Linked DNA regions of Homo sapiens: all the other regions are linked to region 1. A link is a loop called in an ENCODE intact Hi-C map of the cell type or tissue named here. Cell type or tissue: CD4-positive, alpha-beta T cell. All regions are shown on one strand. Each heading gives the region's core, and the rest is flanking DNA. Links, peaks and the distances in the headings are about the cores only.

The links. Peaks named below come from ENCODE experiments on the same cell type or tissue, not always from the same donor. Only the 100,000 strongest peaks of a DNase experiment are listed, where the experiment ranks them.
Region 2: it touches region 1 in a loop (2.5-fold over the local background); 11 of 110 quality-filtered maps call a loop at or near these places.
Region 3: it touches region 1 in a loop (5-fold over the local background); 10 of 110 quality-filtered maps call a loop at or near these places.

Annotation. Positions count from the first base shown.
Region 1 is chr4:75,647,844-75,658,756 of GRCh38, reverse strand. G3BP2 (G3BP stress granule assembly factor 2) reads left to right here. Exons shown (of 12, transcript NM_203505.3): 4 at 1,027-1,200; 5 at 1,743-1,833; 6 at 2,887-2,989; 7 at 3,511-3,691; 8 at 4,676-4,774; 9 at 10,016-10,118. Among named protein-coding and RNA genes, the nearest start is that of G3BP2, 20 kb to the left of the region's middle. In CD4-positive, alpha-beta T cell, for the core only: a CTCF peak has its summit at 4,712 (motif pointing left); DNase peaks (open chromatin) are centred at 2,986 and 3,666; H3K27ac peaks cover 922 bases.
Region 2 is chr4:75,770,966-75,781,878 of GRCh38, reverse strand. It overlaps USO1 (USO1 vesicle transport factor), which reads right to left. Exons shown (of 24, transcript NM_003715.4): 7 at 10,742-10,797; 8 at 7,083-7,203. Among named protein-coding and RNA genes, the nearest start is that of USO1, 52 kb to the right of the region's middle. In CD4-positive, alpha-beta T cell, for the core only: no CTCF peak of the experiment used is centred there; no DNase peak of the experiment used is centred there.
Region 3 is chr4:75,703,067-75,713,979 of GRCh38, reverse strand. It overlaps a transcript of G3BP2 not described here. Among named protein-coding and RNA genes, the nearest start is that of USO1, 16 kb to the left of the region's middle. RefSeq lists enhancers at 8,218-8,963, 10,456-10,913. In CD4-positive, alpha-beta T cell, for the core only: CTCF peaks have their summits at 5,214 and 5,420 (motif pointing right); a DNase peak (open chromatin) is centred at 5,459.

The DNA.
Region 1 (10,913 bases), core at 951-8,950:
TTTTCTTTCTTTCTTTCTCTTTTTTTTTTGAGACGGAGTTTTGCTCTTGTTGCCCAGGCTGGAGTGCAGTGGTGCGATCTCAGCTCACCACAACCTCCGCCTCCCAGGTTCAAGCAGTTCTCCTGCCTCAGCCTCCCAAGTAGCTGAGATTACAGGCATGCACCACCACACCCGGCTAATTTTGTATTTTTAGTAGAGACGGGGTTTCTCTATGTTGAGGCTGGTCTCGAACTCCCAACCTCAGGTGATCTGCCCGCCTCAGCCTCCCAAAGTGCTGGGATTACAGCCGTGAGCCACCGCGCCCGGCCGGCTTTTTTTTTTTTTCCCCAATATGATTGTTATTGGTAACTGAAATTTATGTTTGACAGTAATTGTCAGCATAAATTGTCAATAGTTGTTCAGTTTGACAATAATTGTCAAACATGCTTGAGTTCTTAAACATCATTTTTGTATGAAACATGGTGTTATATTACGATGGCTACAAAGGAGAAAATGGTATGTTTTATATCATTGATGTATTTTATACATGAGATAGTTGAGACAGTGTATTAAGTTTATACAAATCTGAGCTAAACCCTATGCTATAGGAATGCACAGAAATGTATGTTTCCTATGGCCTAACAGGGAAGGAAGACTTTGTGTAGAGGATGTGAGACCACAAGATTTGGCCTTACCAAATAAGGAATTATAAGTAGACAAAAAATAGCATCAGCAAACACACAGTAAAATTATGTGTAAGTTCAAGGAGCCGTCAACACAATTTGTGAGAATGACCAAATACTTACTACAGAAAAGTGGGAGAAAGCTGTATAAAGCCCAGATTACTGCACAATATTGGAGAGCTATTGTGATTTCTTCTTTAGGAACATCATTCTGGCAGTGATGCACAGCATGGTCGTTGGATTCAGTTCAGGAAGATTAGTTAATATTGCAGAGTTGTAAGGAAATCAATGAGGGTAGGTAATATTATTGTGTAGGTAATGCAGTATCACAGAGTTTATATTTTTCCCTCCCTCCCTAATAAAGGATATACACCACAAAGTATTATCTCTGAACTTCAGTGAATGTCATACTAAAATTCGTCATGTGGATGCTCATGCAACCTTGAGTGATGGAGTAGTTGTCCAGGTCATGGGTTTGCTGTCTAACAGTGGACAACCAGAAAGAAAGTTTATGCAAACCTTTGTTCTGGCTCCTGAAGTAAGTTTCTCAATTCACTTAGTTTTCATTTATATGGTTGCTAGTTGGTTGAAGTGTCCAGAGGTTTCTTCTAATAGGTTTAGATTTGCATATTGTTATTTTTGGGGAATTTGTGTTTGACCTGTTGTTTGAGTGAGTGCGTGTGTGTACATGTGCTTTGACTATTTGGAATTAAAAATCAAATACTGATACAAGTTTGTAAATAGATGATTAAGATTACATTAATACAAAAAATATATTGGTATATTTGAAAGGTTACATTTGAAAACAAAATAGAAGAGTTCTTTTGGTTTCTTTTCTATTAAATAGCTGTTTCTTGAGTTCTACTAGGTTGGTGCAAAAGTAATTGCGAGTTTTGCTATTATGTTTTTTTGAGTGACCTTTTTATTTTATATAAACATCATAGCATGTTCAGCATTGGAAAATTATATTGAGTCAAGATCTCTAGTATTAAAATGAGAAATTGTGTATGCCATGTAATTTGCTCTTTTATATAATACCAGATTTCTGGATATTTATGGAATAAATGTTGTTTCCTATAGGGATCTGTTCCAAATAAATTTTATGTTCACAATGATATGTTTCGTTATGAAGATGAAGTGTTTGGTGATTCTGAGCCTGAACTTGATGAAGGTGAGGTTACTTTGAAGATATGAAGATAGAAGGGTTCTGTTGGTACTCTTTATGGACTAATTTCTATAAGTATGACATCTACGGAAATTTGCTGCTTTATTGTAACTGTGTCAAACATCCTTTTTTCATGGTTTTGTTGTTGTTGTCGTTGTTACAAAAAGATGTCCATTGTTTGAAAATATACAAAATTTGGATGTCAAGGAAAAAGGTTCCCCTCAGTCTCATCCTCTGTAGATAACCAAGTTTGGTGCCTATTGGAGAAGGTTTTTGGATTCTATACTTGGCAACATGTATTTTTATAAATGTGGAATTACACTGACTCAAAGCTTCCTTTTTTTTAATGTAATAATATGTCTTTGTTGGCTGTCTATGTTGTGGCTATGCCGTAATTATTTAATTGATCTTCCATTGATGTACAGTGGTTAGTTTCTTTATCATTATTGCTCTATTAAATATATGTTACAAAGGAAGCTAAATTGTGGCTTTAATATAACTTTTTTCCTTTTACTGAAAGATTTGTTTTTTTCTAATAGAGTACAATAAATATTAAACTTCATCCTTGCTCTCCAGTTTTTGAGAGAACAGGGGATATTGTAGTTGAATGCCTTTGTTATTAAAAAAAAAAAAATTGGAGCCGAGCGCGGTGGCTCATGCCCGGAATCCCAGTGTTTTGGGAGGCCAGGGCGGGTGGATCACTTGAGGCCAGGAGTTCGGGACCAGCCTGGCCAATGCAGTGAAAACCCCATCTCTACTTAAAAAAAAAAAATTAGCTGGGCATGATGGTGCATACCTATAACCCCAGCTACTCAAGAGGCTGAGGCAGGAGAATCGTTTGAACCCAGAAGGCGGAGGTTGCAGTGAGCCAAGATCACACCACTGCACTCCAGCCTGGGCAACAGAACAAGACTCCATCTCAAAAAAAAAAAAAAAGGAAAGAAAATTGTCAAATTTTCTTTTTTGCTATCATACCACTTCCTTAAACATGTTAAAAATATGTCCGTTAGAAATTGTGAAGCCTCTTTAAAAAAGATGTGCTGTATTATGTATTTTCAGAATCAGAAGATGAAGTAGAAGAGGAACAAGAAGAAAGACAACCATCTCCTGAACCTGTGCAAGAAAATGCTAACAGTGGTTACTATGAAGCTCACCCTGTGACGTAAGCATACTATTTGCAAGGTTAAATTTGGTCTGAACTATGTCAGCAAGGTGGTTTCTGTTCCTAGAATTATTGTTGAAAGTAAATTCTTGATAAAACCACCTATTATGTCAGTATTTGAGTACCTATTGTGTATATGCAAGAAATTTGGAAAGAATGGTTTTATTTAATACAAAAATTGAACATGGCTTGCACCAAAACAGTGGTTCCTTACTGATAATGTAGAGTGTTGAAGACAACACAGAGTAAGCATTTTATTTTTATAAAAGATAAGGTTTATAGTTAGCACTAAAGTAAACATTCTTAGTAATTCAGTTTTGAAATGGTGGGATTAAAGAACTGCTACTTGAGAGTATTATTCCTTCTGTCTTATAGCTCTTTTTGGAATTTTGCTTTGAATACTTTGTAGATCTAGAACAAGTTATTGGCATATAACTAGTTACACCCATTGGATTAGAGAGAAATTGAATTTTTTCTTACTTGAACTCCTACTAAAAAGTGAACTAAATATTTTATTGTAGTAATGGCATAGAGGAGCCTTTGGAAGAATCCTCTCATGAACCTGAACCTGAGCCAGAATCTGAAACAAAGACTGAAGAGCTGAAACCACAAGTGGAGGAGAAGAACTTAGAAGAACTAGAGGAGAAATCTACTACTCCTCCTCCGGCAGAACCTGTTTCTCTGCCACAAGAACCACCAAAGGTTAGATCAAAGAACTCTTTAGACTTACAACATCACATGTTCAAATTTGGTGCTGTTAATGAAGTATGACCTTTTTCTATTATGTTAAATTGTTTAGTAAATTATTTTATGTATATGAAAGAAGCTGTGGGGTTTGTTTGTTACCTGAGAAAATGTTATTGTTTCCCTGCCCCGCAAAATACCCCTCTAAGAGTGAAACTTATAACTTAAGATGAATCCTTGTCTGTATGCATTGTTTAGTAACTTATATGAAATTATTTGGATCCATGTATAGAGCTGTCAGTTGTTCTTTCATTCTGTATTAAATTCTCTGAGCACAGATGCACCAGGAATCATGCAGTTTCCCAACTTAAACAAGTTGGTCTATAATTAAAAGAAGAGATACCTGTTGTTTGTGGTTTAAATGGGATCAGTTTCCTTTCTACACCAATTAAACTATCTTGGAAAGATGAGTGACATCCTTAGTGTATCATGTAAGCCTACCTGAAACTTCTTTTATCTTTCTTCAAAGTCAAAGGTTAAAGTATATTTGAGTGGTGATAGGAGGAGATTCTTTGTTCAATTTGTGAATGTCAGAGTTTCCAGCTAATACTCTCTTCTTTCCTATCCTTCCCTCTCCCGTTAACACCATCACACACCCTATCTTACCCCCAAAGGGGAAATAAATTGTTTCTATTAGGTTCAGGTTTTTCTAGCATGTTTGTTAGTGGTTTTGTTTGCCACTTGCTCATCTACTTAGAGTACGTAGGAACTTGCTTATGGTTTTACTTAGTAGTCAGACAAAAGTTATAAATAAGCTTGCATAATGAGATTTTGAAAGCTGGCACATAGACTGGCATGTGTGTGTGTGCCTTTCTTTTAGGAGTCTTCCAATATAGAGCAATAGTTTAGAAATGAAAAGAAAATATATATTTGGAAGTTTCCCTATAGGAATGTTGGTGGTTTTCCATGATTAGTAGTCTAGGTTTGTTGCATTTCCTGCAGGCTTTCTCCTGGGCTTCAGTGACCAGTAAAAACCTGCCTCCTAGTGGTACTGTTTCTTCCTCTGGAATTCCACCCCATGTTAAAGCACCAGTCTCACAGGTAACCAATCTGTGAACACATTGGATTGTATCCTTGTTACATTGCCAATTGCTTATTTTTAAAATACTTTTAAAAATGAGTCAATCAGAAATTATGGATTAAATATACAAAAAACTTGTATTATATGTCAGTGCACCCACTTTAAATGTCAAATCTCCATTCATCATCTACATAGGTGGTATTTGGGGTTTGGGTGTGTGAAATACAGATTAAGTTGGTTTTTACCAGTATATAATATTGTCATTTAAAAGGCTTCTTAAAATAACAAAAAGAATGTTCCTTTTTCAAAAGCTTCAAATTCTATTTAGCAAAAATATTTTAGGTAAGAAATTCGGAGAGGCACAAAGTAGTGTGGCGTAATAAAGAATCGTTTTTGTTTTTTTTTTTTTTTTTAAAGCAAAAAAAAAAAAAACCAGGAAACTTTTTAACATACGCTGCCTAAGCTCTCAGTGTGTAAGTGGTTCACACCACTTAATTGAAGCCTGTACCAACTTATGACTGTAGTGTTCACCTTAACTGATCATTCTAGTATTCTGCTTTTTGTCTGTTTGTCATCTTACCCATTTCAGAGCTTTCAAAAATGTGAAAATAAGACACTGCCTACCTAAGAAGTTTGTTAGATTTAGTTTAGAATGAACTAAATTCTAATTAAGTTTATCAGCATATAAAGGGTGTCCAATTTTTTCCCTACATTTTGCATTAAACTTCATTCCACTAGAAAATTTATGTTTGAAATGTTAGTATATAAATGTATCTTTTATATGTTCTAAGCAGTGAAATTTTGAGGTTTTAAAAGTAGTAATTTTTAGTTTTTTGGTGTTGGGACACATAATCAGCTACATAAAAGTAGAATACGCCCGTGATACTTTTTTTTTTTTTTCATTTGGGTATTCAGGCAATGCGTGGTTACCCTTATGTAAGATGGTCACCCAGAGTTCCATCTTAACAAAGGAAATTAGTTTGTGCAGTATTGTTTTGTGCTTTTCTACCCATATGAAGACCCAATAAATAACTTTTGGCCCTTCTTTTGGAATCTTCATTTCCTATCAGATTTGGATTTGGAACCTTTGGATTATTTCATTTCAGAGAGTTTAAACAGTTAAAAGTTAAAATAGCTAGTGCTTATGCCTTTGATATGCGCCAAGCATTGTGTGAAGCACTTTTTGTTCATTTTCAGTGAATCCTCACAACCACCCTGTCAGGGTGGGTACTATTGTTTCTGTTTTAGAGATCAAAAAATTGAGGTCTAGAGTAACTCACAGACATTTATGTACATAGTAGGGTTGGGCTTTGAAGTCATGCAGTGGGACATGAGTCCATATGTGGCTCATGTAAACGTTTATTTTTTTGAGACAGAGTCTCGCTCTGTCGCCCAGGCTGGAGTGCAGTGGTAGTGGCAGTGGCGTTATCTTAGCTCACTGCAACCTCCACCTCCCCAGCTCAAGTGATTCTCCTGCCTCAGCCTCCCGAATAGCTGGGATTGTAGGTGCCCGCCACCACGCCTGGCTAATTTTTGTATATTTAGTAGAGACGGGGTTTCACCATGTAGACCAGGCTGGTCTCAAACTCCTGACCCAAGTGATCCACCCGCATTGGCCTCCCAAACGGTGGGGATTACAGGCATGAGCCACTGCGCCCAGCCTCATGTAAACCTTATGCAATTCTCCAGCACCTTGCTGCAGAGTCATGTATCTTATCTGTATTTGCATCAAAGAGGACTCTTAAGACATGCCTGATTAAATCCTAGTCTCTTGCCCAGAAAAATACCTTCATATTTATCTCAAGTAGTTTGCCTTAAATATATTTTCAAAGTTAGTTGTAGGAAATGAAGTTGTATTTCCTATGCCACCCCTTTAATAAAACAAAAATTTTAAATGTTTAGAATTTAAACTTTAAAAGAACGTTCTAATGTCTTTAGGCTATACTTAAAATGGATTCATGATATTTCTACTTGATTTAATAATCCTTCAATTTTAGTTTGTTACTTTTGTGTAGTATTCATTTCCTTGTACTTTGAACATAGATTATTGATAAAAGGAAGTTAATTCCAGGGTATTGGTAGGCATTAACTTAGAAGTAGGTAAGTTAATTTCTTGAATAAAATATTTTGTCTGGAAATTGACTAGTTCACCTACAAAGCTTATGTTTAATTGAAGGGCTTATTATTTGTGGTTATACCTGCTTTTATTGACTTGATTTGATGGTTCTGTACTTACTTCATATTCTGTTTGACCTTCATTTGTGGGTTTGTCATTTGATCATACTTTCTGGTTGCATGGAATTAATTTTAAGGCCCTCTACTGTGTGGCATATTGGCCATGTTATCTGTTCAGAAAAACTAGTTTTAATCATGAAACTGGAGACCTGAAGAATTATAAGTATGCAGCTGACTTAGTTAACATATGTCAATCAGTTACTGAAAGGGACAGTGTTAGCTTTTTGTTCTTGTATTTTTCTTAAACTGGCATCATCAGATATCTACTTAAAGTCAGATTCCTAAATCAATGGCATGAATTATTTGTAAGATGTTGGAAATTATTAATATTTAACTTTATCTGTTTTTAATTTTCATCCTTAAAGAATAAGGAAGAACTTTATTTTGCTACTTGTAGTTACTCGTGTTTTGATAATCTGTTTTGAAAAGAATTTAAATCAGTCAAGACCAGGGCCTCAAGTTCTTTGATAACATTTGGATTGAATGAGTCTAAGGTTTTTCTTAAATTTTGTAATAAAGGTGCATTTAGTGTTTTTATTAATTGCCAGTAATACACTCACTTTATTAAACTTTGACAGAGTACGTTTATTCTCTAATTCTGTTTATATTCATACTGAAGTATGCCTTTAGACCCCCTTAGTTGAAGTTTCTAAATAACTGCCTTTTTCAGCATCACATTTTGCATCAAATTATTATATAGAATTAAACCCCAAATACAGATAGCGGTGGTCTCAGGGCTGTCACTTACGTATCTTTGTCAGACATAGAACATTATCCTGCATGTTTTGGGTCAGAGAACTAAAAATGTAATTTAATTTAAATGAACAAATAGTTACTGAACATCTGTGTCTAATAGCACTGTGCTTGGTTCTTTGGGTGATGTAAAAGTAAGTTAAGATATGGGCCTTGGGCACTGGCGTGCCTGTAGTCTCAGCTGCTTGGGAGGCTGAGGCAGGAGGATCACTTGAGCCTAGGAATTTGAGGTTACAGTGAGCTATGATTGTGCCACTGCACTCCAGCCTGGGCAATAGAGTAAGACTGTGTCTCTCTAAAAAAATAAAAGATACAGACTTTATAGGAGTAAATACATATAAATAACAACAAAACCTGGAGAGAGTTAAAAATATTCATTTTATAACTAGTAGAATTCTAGAATATGGTAAGCAACTTCATCTTGAGGGAAATAGGACATTGACATAGAGGAAAACAGAATTTAGGAAGAGGCAGGCAAACTTGGTTAAACTGTTAGCATAGGAGTTAATATTCCTTTTGGTTACAGTGGCTGAAATCATTTACATTAAATTGTCATTTTTGAAAGAAGCTTTTTTTTTTTTTTTTTTTGAGATGGAGTTTCTCTCTTGTTGCCCAGGCTGGAGTACAATGATCTGCTCACGCAACCTCCGCCTCCCAGGTTCAAGTGATTCTCCTGCCTCAGCCTCCCTAGTAGCTGGGATTACAGGCATGTGCCACCACACCCGGCTGATTTTGTATTTTTAGTAGAGACAGGGTTTCTCCATGTTAGTCAGGCTGGTCTCGAACTCCCGACCTCAGGTGATCTGCCCGCCTCGGCCTCCCAAAGTGCTGGGGTGATAGGCATGAGCTACTGTGCCTGGCTGAAGGAAGCATTTTTGTGTCAGAATTTGTCCTTGTAAATTACAATATCTGTTATATAAATGATTAAAGAGTTTGAGCCGCTGCATGGACTGAGGTCCTCAGAGATGACCACTTTTTTATTTATTTACTTATTTATTTCTGTGAGAAGGAGTTTCACTCTTGTTGCCCAGGCTGGAGTGCAGTGGCGTGATCTTGGCTCACTGCAACCTCCGTCTTCCGGGTTCAAGCGATTCTCCTGCCTCAGCCTCCCAAGTAGCTGGGGTTACAGGTGCCTGCCACCACACCCAGCTAATTTTTTGTATTTTTAGTAGAGACTGGGTTTCGCCATATTGGGCAGGCTGGTCTCAAACTCCTGACCTCAGGTGATCCGCGCAGCTTGGCCTCCCAAAGTGCTGGGATTACATGGAGATGACCATCTTTAAAGATGGGACTGAAATTACTAGCTTTCTGAGTTGAGGACATGTTCTCCATATCCTGTTGGGTGTTTTCAGCATCCTTTGTAGGCTCATATATTTGTCTCTCCTTGGACCATAAATATTTGGGTAGTAGAAGGTCTGAAGAGGTTGGGAATACTGAAAATGCTGTTGTCTTGAGGAAAAGGTAATAGCAGACGCCGATGTAATTTTGTTTTAAAAATAATTATATGTTTAATTCAGCAGTTGGCAGAAACTTTTGGGAGGCATCTTAAACTGTCCTATTACTCCCAGACCCCTAGTTAAGGAAAATCGTTGGGACCAATACTTCAAATGCATATTTTTCTCATAAGGAAGAACAGTAGGGAGCTAAAGGACTTTAACTATTTGAGATGCTACATACAAGTTCCTATAAGTTTCTGTCATTTTTTTAACATGCATTTTAACCTTACAGGTAGCAATTTCAGGTGTTAGAGCAAGCTAATTTTTATACTTTGAACTATAAAAATACTGATTTTAAGGTTATGGGCAGAGATTTAGGCAATACTACTGAGCACTGTTACATTTGAAGGATAGCAAATTAGATTTTCAGAAATTATGTGTTATGTATTCTTGTCTAAGATGAAGATGGCTTTTAATTTTGTTTATGTATTTACATGGAGTGGTTCATCTTGCATTTTTGTGATTTTTTTTTTTGGTAGCAATACCTTTTATGCTATTTCAGTGTTGATATAACTTTAATGAAAAAATGTGACTGTAAAAAGCAACTTATTGTGAGTTACACAGCATTAAGTGGGAAAACAAAAGCTACCTACAGTCCTAGATTGGTACAGAATATCTTGATAAAAATTTATTTTTCTCATACATAGGACACTATGTTAAAAACATTCTAAACTTAAAACTACTGTTATGTCTGCTAGTGACTTGTCGTTAGGTGCTTTGGTTGGTTTTTCTCCAGTGGAGTGTTTTTTATAATGTTTTTTTTTCTTTATATTTTAGCCAAGAGTCGAAGCTAAACCAGAAGTTCAATCTCAGCCACCTCGTGTGCGTGAACAACGACCTAGAGAACGACCTGGTTTTCCTCCTAGAGGACCAAGACCAGGTGAGTCAGCTCCTTTATAGCCTTTAGCATTTAACATTTGTAAGGCTGTAAAAGACTGAACTTAAACAAAAAACTATGATGCGTTCTATACACAGACCCATATAGTCTCAAATTGCTTAAAGATGTGATGTGAGCAACCTGCTAAATAGTGTCTGGGGCCAAATAACCAATTTTTAGGGAGGATTGGTTGACATGCCATGGTGACATATTTTGAAGGTGTAAAAGACTTAAGTCTTATTTGGTTATTGTCACGGTTTTTTGTTTTTTTTTTTTGTTTGTTTGTTTTTTTTTTGAGACGGAGTCTTGCTCTGTCGCCAGGCTGGAGTACAATGGCGTGATCTCAGCTCACTGCAACCTCTGTCTCCCGGGTTCAAATGATTCCCTTGCCTCAGCCTCCCAAGTAGCTGGGATTACAGGCACACGCCACCAGGCCCAGCTAATTTTCTGTATTTTAGTAGAGACAGGGTTTCACCATGTTGGCCAAGATGGTCTCGATCTGCTGACCTCATGATCTGCCCTACTCGTCCTCCCAAAGTGCTGGGATTACAGGCATGAGCCACTGTGCCCGGCCTAGTCACTGGTTTTAAGAGTTCAAAACCAAGCTGCCAATAACCTACTCTCTTAGCAGTCTTATCTCTTTACAGATAAACAATAAGCCCATTTTGATTCTTAGGTATTAAGTAAGTTGCCATGATTTTTGACTTGTTTACCTTGTTAGCTACACATGTAATACTTTTATTTGAACTCTGTAAGAATGTTTAGATTGCTTTGGGGAGGAGATGGGAGAGATGGAGA
Region 2 (10,913 bases), core at 1,147-9,146, 120 kb before region 1:
AACATATTGACTGATGCTGGATGCTGTACGTAACGACAAGTAAGCTCATCTGGTACATCAACACTTTTATTCCTAATAGTTGAGCTGTATGTTGACAAAAATAAATTATTTTTTTTTTAAAAAGACATCATTTTTTAGAGCAGTTTTAGGCTTATAGAAAAAGTAAGTACAAATAGAGTTTCTCTACACAGACATCTACTTATTGGTTCTAGACTTCTGCAATAAAGCAAGTATCACAATCAAGTCAGTCCCACAAATTTTTTGGTTTCTTAGTGTATACAAAAGTTACATTTACACTATAATGTAATTTATTAAGTGTGCAATAGCATCATGTCCAAAGAATGTACATAACTTAATTTAAAAATATTTCATTGCTAAAAAAATGCTAATGACCACCTGAGTCTTCAGTGAGTCATTTTACTTCCAGTAGAAATTCTTTCAAAACTGGAGTCAATTCTCTCAAACCCTGACACTGCTTTATCAACTAAGTTGATGTAATATTCTAAATCCTTTGTTGTCATTTCACCAATGTTCACAGCATCTTCACCACCTTCTTTGCTCATCCATAAGTAATAACCCCTCATCTGTTGAAGTTTGATCATGAGATTGCAAAAATTCAATCACATTTTCAGGCTCCACTTCTAATTCTCCTGTTATTTATACCACATCTTCAGTTGGTTCCTCCACTAAAGTCTTGAACCCCTCCAAGTCATCCATGAGGGTTGCCGGAATCAACTTCTTCCAAACTCCTGTAAATCTTGGTATTTTGACTTCCCATGAATTACAAATGTTCTTAATGGTATCTAGAATGGCAAATCGTTTCCAGAAAGTTTTCAATTTACTTTGCCCAGATGCGTTACAGAAATCACTATCTATGTAGCTATAGCCTTATGAAATGTATTTCTTAAATATTAAGACTTGAAAGTCAAAATTGCTGGGTGCAGTGACTCACACCTGTAATCCCAGCACTTTGGGAGGCTGAGGTGGATGGATCACTTGAGGTCAGGAGTTCAAGGCCAGCCTGGCCAACATGGTGAAACCCTGTCTCTAATAAATTACAAAAATTAGCTGGGCATGGTGGTGCATACCTGTAATCCCAGCTACTCACGAGGCTGAGGTACGAGAATTGCTTGAACCTGGGAGGCAGAGGCTGCAATGAGCCGAGATTGTACCACTGCATTCCAGCCTGGGGGACAGAGTGAGACTCCATCTCAAAAAAAAAAAAAAAAAAAAAAAAAGTCAAAATTTATCCTTGATCCATGGGCTGCAAAATGCATGTTGTGTTAACAGTATGAAAACAATATTATTGGCTGGGCACAGTGGCTCACGTCTGTAATCCCAGCACTTTGGGAGGCCACGTGGGCGAATCATGAGGTCAGGAGTTCAAGATCAGCCTGGCCAACATAGTGAAGCCCCATCTCTACTAAAAAAAAAAATACAAAAAATTAGCCGGGCACAGTAGTGGGTGCCTGTAATGTTAGCTACTCAGGAGGCTGAGGCAGGAGAATTGCTTGAACCTAGGAGGCAGAGGTGGCAGTGAGCCGAGATCACACCACTACACACCAGCCCAAGTGACAGTGCGAGACTCCATCTCAAAAAAAAAGAAAACAGTATTATTCTCTTTTTACATCTCCATCAGAGCTCTTGCGTGATCAGGTGCATTGTCAATGAGAAGTAATATTTTGAAAATCGTTTTTTCTAATGCACTGGGCCTAGAAAACCATGCTCTTACACAGAAGTGTAAGAGATGTGTGTTCAGTAAATGTGTGCTCAGTAAATCATGCTATTACATAGATGTGCTGTCTTCCAGGCTTTGTTGTCCATTTATAGAGGGCAGACAGAGTAGATTTAGTATATTTCTTAAGGGTCCTAGGATTTTCAGAATGGTAAGTGAGCACTGGCTTCAACTTAAAGTCAACAGTGCATTAGCTCTTAACAAGAGAGTCAGCTTGTCCTTTGAAGCTCTGAAGCCAGGGGGTGACTTCTTTCTAGATACAAAAGTTCTAGATGGCATCTTCTTCCAATAGAAGGCTGTTTTGTCTATGCTGAACATTTAGCATAATTCATCAATTATCTTAACTAAATCTTCTGGATACACTTGCTGCAGTTTCTACATCAGCACTTGCTGTTTCACCTTGTACTTTTGTTAGGGAGACAGCTTCTTTCCTTAGATCTCACGCAGCAACATCTGCTACTTTCATGCACAATATCCATTCTTCCAACTTTCCTTGTGCAGCTTGTTCACCTCTCTCAGTCTTCACAGAATTGAAGAGTCAGGGCGTCACTCTGGATTACGCTTGGCTTAATGAAGTGTTGTGGCTGGTTTCATTTTCAATCTGGACAACTAAAACTTTCTCTATATCAGCAATAAGGCTGTTTTGCTTTCTAATTATTCATGTGTTCACTGCTGTAGAACTTTTAATTTTCTTAAGAACGTTTCCTTTGCATTCACAACTTGGCTATTGGGCCTAGCTTTTGGCCTCAGCTTTTAACATGCCTTCCTCTGTATCTTCAGCAGAGAAAGCTTAATCATTTCTAGCTTTTGATTAAAAGTGAGAGATATACAACTCTTCTTTCACTTGAACACTTAGAGGCCACTGTAGGGTTATTAATTTGCCTGATTTCAATATTGTTATGTCTCAGGGAATAGGGAGGCCCGAGGGAGGGAGGGGAAGAGGGGAAGACAGAGTGGGAGAGAGAGAGGATGGGCCAGTCTGTGGAGCTGTCAGAATGCATAAAACATTTTTGCTTAAGTTTGCCCTCTTATATGGGCACTGTTTGTGGTACCCCAAAACAATTACAATAGTAACATCAAAAATCACTGATCACATCACCATAACAGATATAATAATGAAACTTTTGAAATATTAATTGTGACAGAGACATGAAGTGAGGGCGTGCTGTTGGATAAATGGAGTCAACAGACTTATTCAATGCAGGGTTGACACAAGCCTTCAGCTGGTAAAAAACATATTCCCTGGGAAATACAATGAAATAATGTATGCCTGTACTTTCCAGTTCCCCCATCATTAATATATTGCATTAATGTGGTACATTTCTTGCAATACAATTCATAAATGAATACTAATACACTATTATTAATTAAAGTCCACAGTTTACATTAAGGTTCACTCTGTGCTATAAAGTTCTATGAGTTTTAACAGAAGTATAATCTCTTGTCTCCACCATTACAGTATCATACAGAATAGTTTCATGGCCCTAAAAAATACCCTGAGCTTCACCTATTCATCTCTTCTTTCCTCTATCCCCAAATCCCTGGCAACCACTGATCTAAATATTTATGGTCCACATAGTCTTGCCTTTTCCAGAATGTCATATACAGCCGACCCTTGAACAACAGTTGGGTTTGAACTGCGTGGGTCCACTTATATATATGTTTTCTTCCTCTCTGCCATCCCTGAAACAGCAAGACCAATCCTTCCTTTTGCTCCTCAGCCTACTCAACATGAAGATGACAAGGATGAAGACCTTTATGATAATCCACTTTACTTAATGAACAGTAAATATATTTTCTCTTCCCTCTGATTTTAATGTTTTCTTTTTTCTACCTTATTTTACTGTAAAAATCGAGTATATAATACATACAACGTACAAAATGTATTAATCCACTGCTTATGTTATTGGTAAGGCTTCTGGTAAACATAGTCTATTAGCGGTTAAGTTTTGGGGGAGCCAAAAGTTAAAAAGTAGATTTTCAACTGGGGCATTGGTGTCCCTAAATCCTAAGTTATTCAAAGGTCAACTATAGTTGGAATAATATATTATGTAGCTTTTTCAGACTGGTTTATTTCACTCAGCAATATGCCTTTATGGTTCCTTTATGTCCTTTCATGGTTTGATAACTCTTTTCTTTTCATTGCTAAATAACATCCCATTGTATAGATGTAGTACAGTTTATCTATCCATTCAACTACTAAAGGACATTTTGGTTGCTTCCAAGTCTTGGCAATTATGAACAAAGGTGTTTTAATATTCATGTGCAGATGTTTGTGTGAATATGTCTTAAACTAATTTGGGTAAATACCAAAGAGCGTGATTGTTGAGTCATAAGACTATGTTTAGCTTTGTGAGAAACCACCAAACTGTTTTCTAAAGTAGTTGTACCATTTTGCATTCCCATCAGCAACAAATGTGTTTTTGTTGTTCCACATCTTCGCCATCATTTGGTGGTGTCAATGTTTTCTTTAGTTTTCCTCATTCTAAAAGGTATGTAGTGATATCTCATTGTTTTAATTTGCAGTTCCCTAGTGATATATAATGTTGAGCATCTTTTCATATGGTCATTTGCCATCTGTATATCTTTTTGGTGAGATGTCTGTTCAGATCATTTGTCTATCTTTAAATTGGCTTATTGTTTTCTTATTTTTCAGTTTTAAGAGTTCTAAATATATTTTAGATACAAGTCCCTTTTCAAACATGTGTTTTGCAAATATTTTCTTCTCATCTGTGAAGTATCTTTTCATTCTCTCAACAGAATCTTTTGCAGGGCACAAGTTCTCAACTTTAATGAAGTCTCATTTATCAATTTTTTTCTATGGATCACACTTTTGGTATTGCATCTAAGAATCAATTGTTTCATTCACAAATCTACCATGCTATTTGCACTGGTTATTAATTAAATACTATATAAAACTACCAAAATATGTGTGAAAACAGTTATTTTGCTGAAAATTAAATTTAAGTCTTTGGCAAAACTCAATGAAAGGACGTCACTAAAAATATAGCTGTTAAATATGGATAATACAATTCTAAAAGATAGAAAAGTAATTTTAAAAACCCAGATATATCCTGCAATCTATTTTAAAGAAAACAAAATGCAAATCCTACATGATATATTATAGGCGTGATGTATGCAAGGAAGATGATGAAAAACTTTAATCAGCATACCCATATTCAAGGTAGTAGTTCTGGCCCTATTCCAAAGATTAGTACATAAATATACACCTTTATTTTATTACATTTAACTTTAAAATGCTTAAGGTGCACATTTTAAATGCTTTTCAAGAATTCCTGATTTAACCAGACCTAATCTCTCCAGATTAGAGGCTTCCTCACCTCCTACTGAGGAACCATATGGATCCTCATCTTATGAGGAGGAACCACTCTATCTGCCTCTTAGGTAGGACCATAAATATCTATTAAATATGGTCTGCCATTAGGACCATCTGAAGGCTTTGAAGGAAAAAGCATGTCAAAAGCCCTCACTACAACTGGCAGGCCTTCTTTCCAGCATGCACCTTAGTGAACCCTAGAGCCTTAATGGCCACTATCACTTACAAAGAGCCACTGAAACTTGTTTTAGCAACTAGGAAAACTTAGCAAATTCTATCTTTCCTTAAAACCCTATTTTCTTCAATTGCCTCCAAAAATGTACACCTCTCTGGTCATCTCTGCTTTCCCAGTTTTTCATTTTACAATAGTTTGCATTTCCCCTCTTCCATTTAATCTTTTCAAACCCTTTCATGATGCCATTGCCAACTCTCAGATATTGGTTAATAAAACACCCTATAACCCAATTATATCTTGAAATGCTCCGTTTCTTTAAAGAATCTGCTTTATCTTGTAATGTTCTCAAGTGAAAGTAATTCATGTTCTCAATCCCATGTACCTTAGAGTCAGCATGTTGAAGCTGTGACCCTCCCAGCCCAGTGTACTTTCGAGAGACCATAGTTCCTCTACTCTCATAAAATCTCCTGTTCCCTTGAGGCTTGGCTATATGGCTGTACCATCTCTTACGACTTCTCATTGCAGATATATAACAAATTCATAGTCACTATCCTTTGTCCACGGAAAACATCATTGGCATCTTGCTCAAAGTCTTCTTTCTCTAAGCTCTGCTGTCTACTTAATTTTAATTTCAACAGCAACCCGTCTAATACCTAGACCACTCAGTTTTTTTGCCTCATCTTTGGCGATAATCCTCTCTTACTAAAACCTATTTTTGTGGCTCAAGTATTTTCAACACATTTGTTCCATGGCTTCCTTGAGTCTCTTGGCCCACCAACCAAATGCCTTTTTTAGAAACTCCCTTGTTTTTATTTCCTTCCCTATCTAGCTTAGATTATAGAGATTTTCGTTTCTTCCACTCTACAGAAGTGGAATAGGAATATACTATGTTCTCTTGTCTTACTGTCTTTTCATAGCACCTTCCCAGAAAAGGCCCAACCCTGTGAAAAACTGAGTTTTTTTTCTATATTTGCACCTAGGCAGCTGAGTGCTGCTAGGGGAGAAAATAAATTACACACTCAAGTAGTTGGTGCTATTGTAAAATCATGGTGAATACCCTTAATGGGGCCCTTATCCCCCTTTTTATTTTTTTGAGGCAGAGTCTCATTCTGTTACCCAGGCTGGAGTACAGCGGTGCGATCTCAGCTCATTGCAATCTCCACCTCCCGGGTTCAAGTGATTCTCGTTTCTCAGCCTCCCAAGTAGCTGGGATTACAGGTGTTTACCACCACGCCCAGCTAATTTTTGTATTTTTAGTAAAGATGAGGTTTTGCCATGTTGGCCCGACTGGTCTCGAACTCCTGGCCTAAAGTGATCCACCCACTTCAGCCTCCCAAAGTGCTGGCATTACAGGTATGAGCCATCAAGCCCAGCTGGGGTTCGTATCACTTTGAAAATCTTCCTAATTACAATAATTAACTAGCTCTCCTATTCTCCAAAAGACTATTTCTAACCTTTCCCATTAATTCTCAATTGTGTCCTCCCTATTCACTCAGTATATAATTCTGCCTTCAACTCAACTCCCTATCACCAAATCTGCAAAAGGACATGCATAATAATCTATAGCTTCAGAAAAATAAAAGAAACCTAGCAATACAGTATTTGAAGAGATATAGGTGAGATTTTCTAAACAAGGAAAGACACCAACCTAGATTGTAAAAGCCTAACAAATATGAAACAGGATAAAGAGAAATCGATAGTCAACATGCCATAGTGAAAGAAAAACAAAGAGTATAAATAAGAGTCCCCATTTCTCCCTCCAACTGTATTCCCTATACCCTAACAAGTCAGTGAGTACAAAAGGAATGTCTTCAAATAATTTCTTCATACTATACCTCCATCACTGTTCCCCTCCTCTGAAATAATGTCCAGTAGTCTCTCGAAAGCATTTTCAAAAGCAACAATTTTCTGGATTGCACCATTGCTTCTTGTTAGTGCCTGCAGTAGTAAGACGCCCTATAGAGAAGAAAGAGAATGTTTAGTGGAGTACAAAATTTATGAGACATTTTTAAATTACTTCAAAAATCACAGAATTTTAGAACTGGCAGAGATTTTGCAAGCCCAACTCCTTTACTTTATACATAAGGAAAACAAGAACAGAATAGTTAAGCAATTTGTCTCCCTAAGGTTATAAACCTCAAAGAGACAGACACTAGACTAGAATCCTCTTCTAACAATTCCTAGTTCAGTTATCTTTCAACTTTATGATATAAACATACTAGAATTCCTTTATATTCATTAACCACTACATAGCTTTCGTTGCAGCTAAAGAGTTGAGCATGAAAGTATCTGTCTCAGGAATGCCACTGTACCTGCTTCACAACAGTAATAATGAAAAACTTGCAATTCAATAATATAAATCAATGAACACCACCACAGTCTAGTAGAGAAAGTTCAGAAATTCTTGTAAACATCTGGCCTTCAAATCCCCAAAACTTGATTCTAAGTCAAAATAAAAAAGGAAGATGAAAATTGATGCTTCGTGAATGGCATGTCCAACACAAGACAATTCACAGCAGCCATTGCCTCTGACTTCCAGTTTTTCTCAGCTCCTGGTAAGCTGGATACAGTTTATATATTTTATAATATCTTTATCATTCAATAAAAACTCACTGTTACCCATTTTTGCTTATTTTGGTATTATGCAATTTATGAGTCCCTAAGTATTAAATAATAGCATGATGGTAAAAGAGACAACAAATATTTTACGAAAAAAAAGCACAGATATTATTGTAGAGGAAGAGGAATAGCAAATAGGTAGTAAAAAGTCCCATAGAGGCAAACTAGCTGTTGGCTACCAGTACTGAGTAGGTAAGTATTCATATAAGACAAAAAATGCCTATGACTTTATTGGGCTTATTCCACTCATTTTCTTGTCAACTTTCAACATTAATATGAGAGAAAAAGGTGAAAACAGTTATTTTTGGATGTCAAATTCTCCCACTTAATGCTGCCAACTTCAGTTTAACTACTAACAAAGAGAAGAAGAAATACAGTGGAGAAAATATTTAGGCTCTGAGTTATATAAAGTGGGTTTAAAAACTGGTTGCCCAAACACTGTTCCCCAAAAACTGTTCCCCAAAAACTAATGAAATAAAAAAATAAAAAATTGGTTGCCCTACTGACTAGTTGTGCCAACTTTAAGCAAATTACATGAACTTATAGTATACTCATGTAATATCTTTGTCACAGGGTTTTTATAAAGACTAAAGGAGACAAAATAAGTTCTATAGAACCCACTAGCTTTCAAGGTCTTAGTATATTTTAGTTTCTTTTCTCTTTACCCTCTTGAATAGGTTTATTAAAATAAAAAAAAGGTTATAAAACATGTAAAAACCAATAATCCAGACATTACAACAAAAACAGAACTTAATCTGTGATCATAAAATTAATAAAAACCAATATAAATAGACACTTATTTGTCTGTCTCAAATAAAAGTTGAAAAAAGGTTAGGAGCAGAATAAAAAGGTAAAGAGTTAAAGGAAAACAGGAGATTCCAGAATTAATGCAGTTATTATTATTATTTTTTTTTGAGACAGAGTTACTTTCTTGTTGCCCACGCTGGAGTGCAATGGCACAGTCTCAGCTCACTGCAACCTCCGCCTCCCAGGTTCAAGCGATTCTCCTGCCTCAGCCTCCCAAGTAGCTGGTATTACAGGCGCCCGCCACTACACCCAGTTAATTTTTTGTATTTTTAGTAGAGACAGGGTTTCATCATGTTGACCAGGCTGGTCTCAAACTCCTGACCTCAGGTGATCCACCCATCTTGACCTTCCAAAGTGCTGGGATTACAGATATAAGCCACCACGCCTGGCCTAATGCAGTTATTTTTTTTAAGAGCACTTTTATATCTGAAAATGAAAATAAGTGGTAATGAAATTAAAAGATGTGGGGAGACATAATTTATGATTTGCATGATATCCTCTTATTTAAATTGCAGGACATGGAAAGAATAGAACAGAAGCTTTAAAGATACATAGTCATATTTTAGTCAAGGAAAGATACCCCAAATTTCTAATAGATAGATACCTAGTTAAATAAGACATTTCTTAAAAATGACACTTAAATATTAAAGAATAAAAAATGTACTTCTCGGCCGGGCGCGGTGGCTCACGCCTGTAATCCCAGCACTTTGGGAGGTCGAGGTGGGTGGATCACAAGGTCAGGAGTTCGAGACCAGCCTGGCCAATATGGTGAAACCCTGTCTCTACTAAAAATACAAAAAAATTAGCTGGGGGTGATGTCACATGCCTGTAATCCCAGCTACTCGAGAGGCTGAGGCAGAAAAATTGCTTGAATCCGGGAGGCAGAGGTTGCAGTGAGCCGAGATCATGCCACTGCACTCCAGCCTGGGTGACAGAGCTAGACTCCATCTCAAAAAAAAATGTCCTTCTTGTAAGTTACATACTGTATTAAGTTCACTACCTATAATACTGAATTGATATACATATTACAAAATTTTAAGTACAACAAATTTTAAAAACTGTATCCATAGACTAGGAGTTAAGAATGCTTCAGTTTTGTCTCTGCTTTGCCATTAACCAGTTATAAGGCTAAGAGCAATCCAAATGATATTTACTAAAACTTAGGATGAAAAAGTCACACGGCCAATACCATAAATAAAAAGATGAGTAAGACATGGCTAACAAAGAACACTTAACTTTACTTGGTTTCTGTGGGTCTTGGGCATTTCACTATAAATATGGAGATTTAATTAGCTTGATATGATCTCCTAGCTCCAGAATTTAATTTTTCTAATTGCTATTTTAAATATTACAGAATTTTTATCAAGTTGTAGGTAACAATAGAGAAAAATGCTTATGCAACAAAATATACAGCATCAAATACAAAATATTCAAACTTATATGCAAATATAAAATAAATCGGAATGGAAAATAAGTCCAGAGCAAATCATGCTCCATGATTAACAAGGCAAATCCTTAGAAATACACACTCAATCAAATAAGGGCAAGGATTCCAAATATAATGCTTTGTTGGGTTTACACAGTTCAATGTCTGGAGGTATCTCCGCTACTCTTTATGAGGAAAAGAAAATTGCAGAGGTAGAGTTTGGTGTCAAATACAACCTTTCAGCAGATAGTATAAGAAATCCTAAACTAATGGAAGAAATAAATTTGAATGGCAAAATGGTTTGTCTAACCCAAAATACTGGATAGCCAGGAAAGAATGAAACAATGTGGCCTTGTACAACTTTAAAAGGTCATTACTCCAGCCACGCTCAGTGGCTCATGTCTGTAATCCCAGCATCTTGGGAGGCCAAGACAGGAGGATTGCTTGAGCCCAGAAATTCAAGACCAACCTGGGCAACATAGAGAGACCCCCATCTCTGTTTACTAATTTTTAATTTTTTTAAAAAAAGGTCATTACTCCAGCTTTCTAAATCTAATTTCCTAAAACTCAACAACAAGGATTTCATTTGCAAGAGAAAAAAAAGCCACATATTTTTGTATTTCTTTTTGAAATTTAACTTACATCATTACGTATAACTTCCCTGGAATCCGCTAGTAAGTCCATCAATCTTGAAACACCTAGAACATACAACCATGTGAAAAATGCTGGCAGACCAAAAATACAAATAGTGACTCAAATTATTAACAATTTACTAACACACCATTTCAGTCCCTTTCTCTAGGAAATGATACTC
Region 3 (10,913 bases), core at 1,062-9,061, 55 kb before region 1:
TGTTTTGGAGAGTACAGTATTGGTCAGTTATTTTGTAGAATGCCCCTCAATTTAGGTTTGTCTGAGCTTGCCTCACAATTAGAATATCACAGAAGTGCTGTCCTTCTCATAGTATATCCTCTCAGAAAGTATATGACATCTATTTTTCCCATTATTAGTGTTACCACTTTTTTGGTTTGTTTTTGTTTTTTGAGATGGGGTCTTACTGTGTCGCCTGGGCTGCAGTATAGTGCCCCATTCATAGCTCACTGTGACTTCAAATTCCTGGGCTCAAGGGATCCTCCTGCTTCAGCCTCCTGAGTCGCTAGGACTACAGGCACTTGTCAACATGCCTGACTAATGTATTTTATTTTATTTTGATTTCTGTTGAGAGTCTCGCTGTGTTGCCCAGGCTGGTCTTGAACTCCTGGCCTAAAGCAATCCTCCACCTTGGCCTCCCAAAGTGCCAAGATTACAGGCAGGATCCACCACTCCCTGCCAGTGATATCACTTTTGATTAATAGTTTAAAGTACTGTCTACCGGTCTTCTCCATTGTACAGTTACTATTTTTTCCCCTTGTAATTAGTAAGTATCATTTGGGAACATGCTTTAATACTGTATAAATATCCTGTTTCTCATCAAACTTTCACTCTCCAATTTTAGCATCCTTTCATATTCTTGCCTGAATCATTGGTGGTTGCCAGTCTGCCTCCTGTATGAAAAGCTTTCCAGGAATCTCCATCTTTCAACTTCCACCTATTTTGTTAAGAACTGTGTCCATTCTTAGCTGCCAGAGTGCCTGGGAAATGAATTATTTTCTTGTTTTGTTTTGATATGGACATATTCTCTCAATAGAAGGGAGGATAAAAACTAGGTAAGCAACTTGCCAACCTAATAGCATTGGTGTAAGGATTAAATTGAATTATGATTGATACTTAAAAATACCCACCTCTAACCTATGGGAATAGGGTTTTGTTTATTTGTTTTGTTTTGTTTTTTGATCACTTTTGGTCACATAGCTAGTAAATAGCATAACAGGTCTGCAACTCTAGTCTAGTCACTATACTATAGTTCCTTTTGCTGGTTTTAGAAATTCTATATTCTCTTAAATCTTTTGTCACTCCCTTCAGCTATATAACTAAGACTACTTCCATACTGTATTAATCTACAGAACTCTTTATGGAATGGTCTTATATACTAGATGAAGACAACATTATGTGTATATTAAGTAAAAAGCCTGATTCAAATTTCTTTCTATTTGGATATTTTCACCTCCCTTATAGTTCAAGATAATTGTTCACTTTTGGGGTTAATGGCTATTCATTTATTCTCCCAGTGATCGTAATCTAGAGGGACCTAGGAGGGGAAAATACTCAGAGAATAATGGCATTTGCTCAGCTTTATAAAGAAACACAATCATATGTTGTATTGATTCTTTGCAGTTTAAAAAATATTTGACAGAGGGAACTGTAAAAATCTTTCCTCTTGTCAGTTGTAAGAACTGGAATTTTAACATTCTCTTCTCACAGAATCAATGTGAAAAACATGAAAATTTAATACCAGTTGGCAGTAAAATCTCACTTTATTTAACTGAGAATTTTACATTGAGTATGATGAGATCATGTACCTCAAAATAATGTTAGTATATGACAGAAATTAAAAATGATGGTAAAAAAGGAATAAATCAAGATATGAAATTACTGAATGATCCCAGCTAAGTTTAAAATATTTACACAGGAAAAAGCTTAGAAGGAAATGTAGTAAGATATAAACTAAGAGTAGATATATATGTATATGTATATATATAAAATTGTTTAAATTGGCACATAATCGTACATATTTATGGGATACAATATGACATTTCAATACATGTATACAATGTATAATGATCAAATTAGGGTAATTAGCGTATCTATCACCTCAAACAGTTATCATTTCTTTGTGTTGAGGACATTCAAAATCTGCTAACAGTAGTTGTATTTTGATGGAAGGGTTTTGTGTGATTATTTCTTCTTTCAATTGTTCCATAATTTCCAGCTTTTCTTTTTTATAATCACAAATAACAACAGACTTAGGGAACAAATTAAGTAGAAGCAGTTGTGGAAGAGAAATGTCATCTGGAACCCCAACAAAACTACTAGTTTGCTAGGGAGGAGAGACCCAAGGGGCTCCATGTTGCAGCTGATGCCCGAGCCTGAATTTCATCCCATCCTCTTTGGTACCATCTCTTTCTCCTTCCCTTTCATTCTTCCTTTCCTTTATATTATATTATATTATTTATTTTTTGAGATGGAGTTTTGCTGTTGTTGCACAGGCTGGAGTGAAATGGCATGATCTTGGCTCACTGCAGCTTCCGCCTCCTGGATTCAAGCAGTTCTCCTGCCTCAGCCTCCTGAGTAGGTGGGATTACAGGCACGCACCACCATGCCCAGCTAATTTTTGTATTTTTAGTAGAGGCAGGATTTCACCACGTTGGCCAGGCTGGTCTCAAACTCCTGACCTCAGGTGATCCGCCCACCTTGGCCTCCCAAAGTGCTGGGATTATAGGCGTGAGCCACCATGCCCTGCCCCTTTCCTTTATTCTTTTTTTATTTTCCTCACACTATATGGTAGGTGATGAGAATAATTATAAGAGAGACAGACAGTAGGAAGAAAATTAGTCTTTTTTTTTTTTTTTCTTTGAGATGGGGTCTCACTCAACCGCCCAGGCTGGAGTGCAGTGGCACAATCTTGGCTCACTGCAACCACTGTCTCCTGGGTTCAAGAGATTCTCCCACCTCAGCCTCCCAAGTAGCTGGGATTACAGGCACCCGCCATCATGCCCAGCTAATTTTTGTATTTTAGTAGAGATGGGGTTTCACCATGTTGGCCAGGCTGGTCTTGAACTCCTGACCTCAGGTGATCTGTCCGTCTTGGCCTCCCAAAGTGTTAGGATTACAGGCGTGAGCCACTGCACCCAGCTGAAAATTACTCTTTAAAGCCAGACAGGTTGAATAGGAATGGTGAGAAAGGATAAAATAAAATAAAGCCAGACAGGGCCAGGCACGGTGTCTCCTGCTTATAATCCCAGCACTTTGGGAGGCCAAGGCAGAAGGATTGCCTGAAGCTAGGATTTCAAGACCAGCCTGGGCAACATAGTGAGACCCCCATCTCTTAAAAAAAAAAATTATCCAGGCCTAGTGGTGTGCACCTGTAGTTCCAGCTACGTGGGAGGCTGAGACAGGAGGATTGCTTGAGCCTAGCAGTTTGAGGATGTAGTGAGCTATTATTACACTACTGCACTCTAGCCTGGGCAACAAAGTGAGACCCCGTTCCTGAAAAATAAATAAATAAAGCCAGACAGACTTAAATTTGAATCCTGGCTTCATCATTTATTTATTCGACAAATAAATAAGCGGCTAGTGAGCAGCTACTATGCCACTGGGGATTTAGCAATGATTAAAACAGACAAAAATGTTTGCTTTTGTGGAGCTTGTATTCTTGTGGGAGAAAGTTCAAACCCCTATTGTTAAAGGGTCAATTTTGCTTACTTCCCAGCTAAGTTAGCTCACTTGGGGAAGTACATAATTTATGAGATGTGGAAAAGTAACCAATAGATTACAGAGGCCCACTTATAGAGGAAGTGTTTCCCAGTTGTTTCTGGCCTGTGACAAAGCTGCAATCTTGTCAGAGTACATGGAGACAAGGAGAGACAGTCCTCTTGGTTTCTCATGTCGTCATCCACCAACTCGAGAAGCAGGCTGGGTGTGGTACTCACATCTGTAATCCCAGCACTTTGGGAGGTCAAGGCAGGAGGATTGCTTGAGCCCAGGAATTCAAGACCAGCTTTGGTAACATAGTGAGACTCTGTCCCTAGAAAAAATAAAGCAGTCCAAACACATCCCACACCTTGTCATTTATAGAAGGTATCATTAACATTCAGTAATAGCTTGGTACCTAGCACATTACATTACCTAGTATGTGGTCATATGTTCAATAAGCTCTTTTTTCCCATTAAATGGAATTAGCTGACCTTAGTCTATACCCTTTCAATAAATTCAAGCCAAGGGCCATCAGAGCTGGTCTATTCTTACCCAAGTGAGGACCCAGAGTGAGTTGATGGAGTTGAAGGGAACAGGTTAGCAACCCTTGGAATAGATGATACTGTAAAAAACTGCATTATTTGAGCTGGGTGCAGTGATGTGTGCCTGTAGTCCTAGCTACTCCAGAGGCTGAGGTGGAAGGATCCCTTGAGCCCAGGAGTTAGAGTCCAGCCTGGGCAACATAATGAGACACGACCCCCTAACCCCATCTCTGAAACCCGCCCCACCACACACACACAACTGCATTCTTTAAATAAAAATGAAACCACAAATCAATCCTTCCTTCCTTCCTTTTTCTTTCTTTCTGAGATAGAGTCTTGCTCTGTTGCCCAGGCTGGAGTGCAGTGGCATGATCATGGCTCACTACAGCCTCTACCTCCTGGGCTCCAGCAATCGTTGTACCTCAGCCTACAGAGTAGTTGAGACTATAGGCATGTGCTACTACACCTGGCTGGTCGGTTTTTTTCGTAGTAGGTTTTTTTTTTTTTTTTTTTTTTTGAGACGGAGTCTCACCCTGTTGCCCAGGCTGGAGTGTGGTGGTGCAATCTCAGCTCACTGCAACCTCTGCCTCCAGGGTTCAAGCGATTCTCCTTCCTCAGCCTCCTGAGTAGCTGAGATTACAGGGGCCAACCACCGCACCTGGCTAATTTTTGTATTTTTAGTAGAGATAGGGTTTCACCATCTTGGCCGGGCTGGCCTCTAACTCCTGACCTTGTGATCCCCCTGCCTCAGCCTCCCAAAGTGCTGGGATTACAGGTGTGAGCCACCATGCCCTGCCTGGCTGGTTGTTTTGTTGTTGTTGTTATTGTTTCAGACAAGTTCTCTCTGTTGCCCAGGCTGGAGTGCAGTGACTGGTTATGACTCACTTTAGCTCCCAACTCCTGGACTCAGGTTATTCTCCCACCTCGGCCTCCCAAGTACCTGAAACTACAAGTGTGCGCCACCATGCCTGGCTATTTTTTTGTATTTTTTATAGACAGGGTTTCACCATGTTGCCCAGGCTGTTCTTGAATTCCTGGGCTCAAGCAGTCCTCCTGCCTTGGCTTCCCAAAGTACTGGGATTACAGGCATGAGCCACTGTGCCTGGACCCAGCTATTTTTGTTTTTTATTTTTGTAGAGAGTCTCACTCTGCTGCCCAGGCTGATCTCAAACTCCTCAGTGCAAGCGATCCTCCTGCCTTGGCCTCCCAAAGTGCTGGGACTACAGGCATGAGCCACCATGCCCAGCCCAAACTTTGTAACTTAATGGAGAAGATCCCAGTGGAGAGGTTCAACCGGACCATATTATCATTATTGTATTCCCCAAGATGTATGGACCATCTCCTCAGGTCTCACAAATTACTGCTTCCACCAGCATAATTGCCTCTAGGAGGCACTGCTTCCCCCTTTAAGGCTGTGGACCAGTTGCTGTGAATTATTATCTAGTCTACAGCTGAGCTGGGTTCTAGCTGCTAGGAGAAATAAATTCTATGAGTGAGAGTGACGTCAATCAAGATCATGTGGCTTATAGAATTTGTTTACCCTCTGCAGCTCACGGGGATCCCTGTCTTCCTAGGTCTTGGGCTATTCATGCATACTGGGCCCTCTTTACTCCCAGCATCCAAGGAATCATTAGCCAGGCTTGATGGTAGGGGCTAGAGTAGAACAAAACATGTTTGCCAAGTTCTTTGTAAGAGCCAAGTCTAGTGGGGAAGAAGGGTATTCACCTAGATTCCTCAAGACTAGGCCAAGAGACAGGGCAAGGAAAAGGTCCTGACAGCCTTCTTAACACCTTCCCTGACAGTTCCTAGTTTTCTGGTTTGAAATTGAAAAGGGTACTTCCCTAAGGCAATACCTATCCCTCTAGCAGAGGGCAACCATTTCAGCACACAGCACAGTAAGTAACACTTTGTCGATGCACATAGTTGGTTATAGAGGGTCTGTTAATTACATATACATGGAATTTACTATGAAATAAATCTCATTTTATGTATATATTGGCTGAAAAGCAGGTCATTTGTAGTAACAGTAGTTTAAAAAACCCAATGAGTTAATTAAATTAATGTTTACATTTTTATTCTGAAAATTAATGTGTAATATTGAATAATATATTCTGCTTTCAGTAAATCCAGTTCTGCTCTAAGTAAATGCCACAAAGTTTGAAAAATGCAAGTTCATTTTAATTTCATAAAATTTATCTTTGACAGGACTAAGGCCCAATCAACATTTTTCTACATTGATTTGTTAAACCACCGGATTATAATAAAGCTAACCATTAATGATCCTTTATAGCAAAAACTTAAAAACTGATAATTGTCTTTTTTTTTTTTTTTTTGAGTCTCGCTCTGTCACCCAGGCTGGAGTGCAGTGGCGCAGTCTCGGCTCACTGCAACCTCCGCCTCCCAGGTTCACGCCATTCTCCTGCCTCAGCCTCTCCGAGTAGCTGGGACTACAGGCTCCCGCCACCATGCCCGGCTAATTTTTTGTATTTTTAGTAGAGACGGGGTTTCACCGTGGCCTTGATCTCCTGACCTCGTGATCCGCCCACCTCGGCCTCCCAAAGTGCTGGGATTACAAGCGTGAGCCACGGCGCTGCCGATAATTGTCTTAAGTGTTGTAGACATTATCTCAGGTCAATTTCTTTATCCCAACCTGGTTGTGAATGTCTAGTTTTTATTTGAGGGCTGGAGGGTCACATGTCCCGTACATACCTGTCTTTTATTATACTATTTTCCGTGTTTTCTGTTTTTTTTTTTTTTTTTTCAAGACGGAGTTTCGCCCTTGTTGCCCAGGCTGGAGTGCAGTGGTGCGATCTTGGCTCACTGCAACTTCCACCTCCCTGCCCCAGCCTCCCGAGTAGCTGGGATTACAGGCATGCGCCACCACGCCCAGCTAATTTTGTATTTTTAGTAGAGACAGGGTTTCTCCATGTTGGTCAGGCTGCTCTCGAACTCCTGACCTCAGGTGATCCGCCCGCCTCAGCCTCTCAAAGTGCTGGGATTATAGGCATGAGCCACCAAGCCTGGCCACTCTTTTCCCTTTTGCTGTTAAGGTTGTTAGCAGTTCCCCTTGCTATGCATAATAGTCCTTTCCACTCCGATTTGCTACTTGTCATTTAACATAGACCTTTAGTGGTGGTCAACTTTGACCATATTGTAGACATTGTTCTAATAACTTTGCATATATTAGCTAATATAATCTTCATAACCACCCTGTAGAGTAGGCAGTATCATTATGCTCATTCTTTTTTTTTTTTTTTTTGAGATAGAGTTTCGCTCTTGTTGCCCAGCCTGGAGTGCAATGGCACGATCTCGGCTCACCGCAACCTCTGCCTCCTAGGTTCAAGCGATTCTACTACCTCAGCCTCCTGAGTAGCTGGTATTACAGGCATGCGCCACCACGCCCCGCTAATTTTGTATTTTTAGTAGACATGGGGTTTCTCCATGTTGGTCAGGCTGATTTCATTATGCTCATTCGGCTAAGGTCACACCACAGCTGCTAAGTGGCAGAGCTCAGGATTCAAGCCCAATCTAGCTCCAGAATCCATAACAGTATACAAGAGTACAATAGAGCAGCATGGCCCAGTAATCCCAGCACTTTGGGAGGCCAAGGCGGGAGGATCACTTGAGGCCAGGACTTAAAGACAGCCTGGTCAACATAGTGAGGCCCTATATCTACCAAAGGAAAAGCAAAAACAAAAACACAATGCTGCCTCAATATCCAGGTTTATAAGAATAGCTGAAGTTCAAGTGTAAGTAGGATCTTAGTAGAGTTTCCAAAGCACTCACCTATGAGTTACATCTGGTTACTTAACCTCTGTGAGCCTATATCATCATCTGTAAAATGGAAATAATAATAGAACCAACCTCATAGTGTCACTCCTTTCTGGTAACAATAGGATTGTTGAGAGGATTAAATGAGTGGAGACATATATAATGTTATGTGTGTGTATACATATATATGTATATGTATATATATTGTGTATGGGAAGAACTAGAAATAGTGCCTGACACATAGCAAGTATTCATTATTCCAGTCACTGTTCCTATGCTCACTAAATAAATATTATCCATGAGTTTTAAGGGCAGTAAAATTTTATGGCATTTGCTGGTCTATAGATGTTGAGAGGCTGTTACACCTGTTCTTTCTTCATAGCCCACTTCCACAGTAAGTGTGTTAACCTCCTACCCGTTCTTTTTAAGGCCCCCGCCTAGCTCACTTAGGAGATCCTGAATGTGGCTGTGGCAGAACTTCTGGAGGGACGGCCTTTCCACTACTCAGCCCTGATGCCTTTGTCCCTCACTCTCCTTCCCAGCCTGCCTTCCCTGCCATCCATCTTTCCTGGAAGGCCTCCCTCCTCCAGGCCTCCTGTAGGGTGGAATGTGCTCTTCTCTGGCTCTCCCAACCCACTCCCTGACCTGTGCAGGCCTTTTATTTTTCAAAATAAGCTTTACATCTGATCACCACAGGGAAGCGACTAGAGACAATACACAGGAAAATCCACTGGAAAGTAGGAATTTGACTTAATATGGCTCTGGTCTATAATTCCAGACTTCTGTTGAAATGGTAAAACATGATTTACTGTAGGTTGCCACCTCTTGTTTCTCTGTGTGGGCCTGTACCTCCCAGGTAGCCTGTAGGCGCAGCCCAGGCTTTTGTGGGCATTCTGTTTTGTGAAATGGGCTATCTGCATCTCTGAGGAACCCGAATGCTGGGAGGTCAGGCAGTTTAATGGACCTGAGCCCTCCACTGGGGAGGGGAAAGATTATCCCCTCTGGGCATGTTTTTCCCCAAGTGTGGCAATGGGTTTAGATCAGGGGTGTCCAATATTTTGGCTTCCCTGGGTCACACATAAAATACACTAAAACTAATGATAGCCGATGAACTAAAAAAAAAATCTCAATGTTTTAAGAAAGCATATGAATTTGTGGCCACATTCAAAGCTGTCCTGGGTTGTGGGTTGAACAGGCTTAAATCTCAGGGCAGGCCTAGAGATAAAAAATTAAGACTGGGTGTGGTGGTTCACGCCTGTAATCCTAGCACTTTGGGAGGCCAAGGCGGGTGGGTCACCTGAGGTCAGGAGTTTGAGACCAGCCTGGCCAACACGGCAAAACCCCGTCTCTACTAAAAATACAAAAATTAACCGGGCATGATGACACACAACTGTAATCCCAGCTATTTGGGAGGCTGAGGCAGAAGAATCGCTTGAACCCAGGAGGTGGAGGTTGCCGTTAGCCGAGATTGCGCCACTGCACTCCAGCCTGGGTGACAGAGCAAGGCTCTGTCTCAAAAAAATTAAATTAAATTAAAAAAATATATTGGGCCATCACAGTGGCTCACACCTACTATTCTAGTACTTTGGGAGGCCGAGGCGGGAGGATTACTTGAGCCTAGGAGTTCGAGACCATCCTGGGCATCATAGTGAGACCCTGTCTCTATAAAAAATTTTAAAAATTACCTGGGCATGGTGGCTCAAGCCTGTGGTCCCAGCTACTCAGGAGGCTGAGGCCCGAGGATCACTTGAGCCCAGGAGTTCCAAGCTGCAGTGAGCCATGATAGCACCACTGCACTCTAGCCTGGGTGACAGAGCAAGACTTTGTCTCAAAACAAAAACCAAACAAACAGGTCCGGCGGGGGCTCACGCCTGTAATCCCAGCACTTTGGGAGGCTGAGGTGGGCAGATCATGAGGTCAGGAGTTCAAGACCAGCTTGGCCAACATGGTGAAACCCCATCTCTACTAAAAATACAAAAATTAGCCGGGCATGGTGGCGCGTGCCTGTAATCCCAGCTACTTGGGAGGCTGAGGCGGGAGAATCCCTTGAACCCAGGAGGCGGAGGTTGCAGTGAGCCAAGACCACACCACGGCACTCCAGCCTGGCGACAGAGCGAGACTCTGTCTCAAAAAAAAAAAGAAAAAAAAAAAAACCTTTCATAGACATTACAGAGGACTATGCATTTTGCTTAAGATCTAAAATTTATTTATCAATCAAAAGAAGCATTTACTCTGAGATACCCTAGAAACATCGTGGTAAAATGAAATTATATTTAGGTTAAATTATCATTTAATTAAACTCTAATAATAAGAAAATGAAATGACCTTGGAAACATCTTATGAATCAAATAGATAGCCAAAGAAGGAAGGAAATTATGAATGAAAGGTAAGCTCAGGATCATTTTCCATCCACATCCTGGTGCCTGCTTATTCTTCAGTTTTCAGTCTGGAAGACTTCTCTCCCACTCTGTCAGAATCTGGTGCTCCCATATGCCTCTAGCATTGCTTTTATCCATTGTCTTAAACTCACCTCTTGCTATCTTGTATCCCCAGCTGAGGGGACCTCAATCCTCAAGAGGCTAAAAACCCTGTTTGTCTATTTCACAGTCGTATACATTTTAGGACTGGCTAAAAACCCTGTTTGTCTATTTCACAGTCGTATACATTTTAGGACTGGCCCTTTGTAGACATTTAGTAAATATTTATTCAATTAAAGGTCTAGGGGTTGGGGGAAACCAGTAGAAGTTGCATACGTGACTAAGGGTAAGTGGTGTGGATTGGGGGACTTTTGAGAGGTGGAGTGTTGTGGGGTGCTGGCTGCTGCCTCCGCAGTGTCTGGTCCTGGAGTGCTGTCTGGTTCTCATCACTGGTGCAGACACTGTTTAAGCCCTGTGAAATCTGCTTTTGCTATCTGAACCTTGCACCACACTCGTGTTTGATCATTTGTTAATGTGTAAGAAGAAATGTTAACTGTCTGAAGGAAGAGACTCCTCCTGTCTGCACATTCTCCCCATAGGAAGTTACAGGGAAGCCAGATTACAATCAGAAGGCTGCCTGGAGGAGCCTTCTTCATGCATTCAGTAAGCATTTACTGAGTGC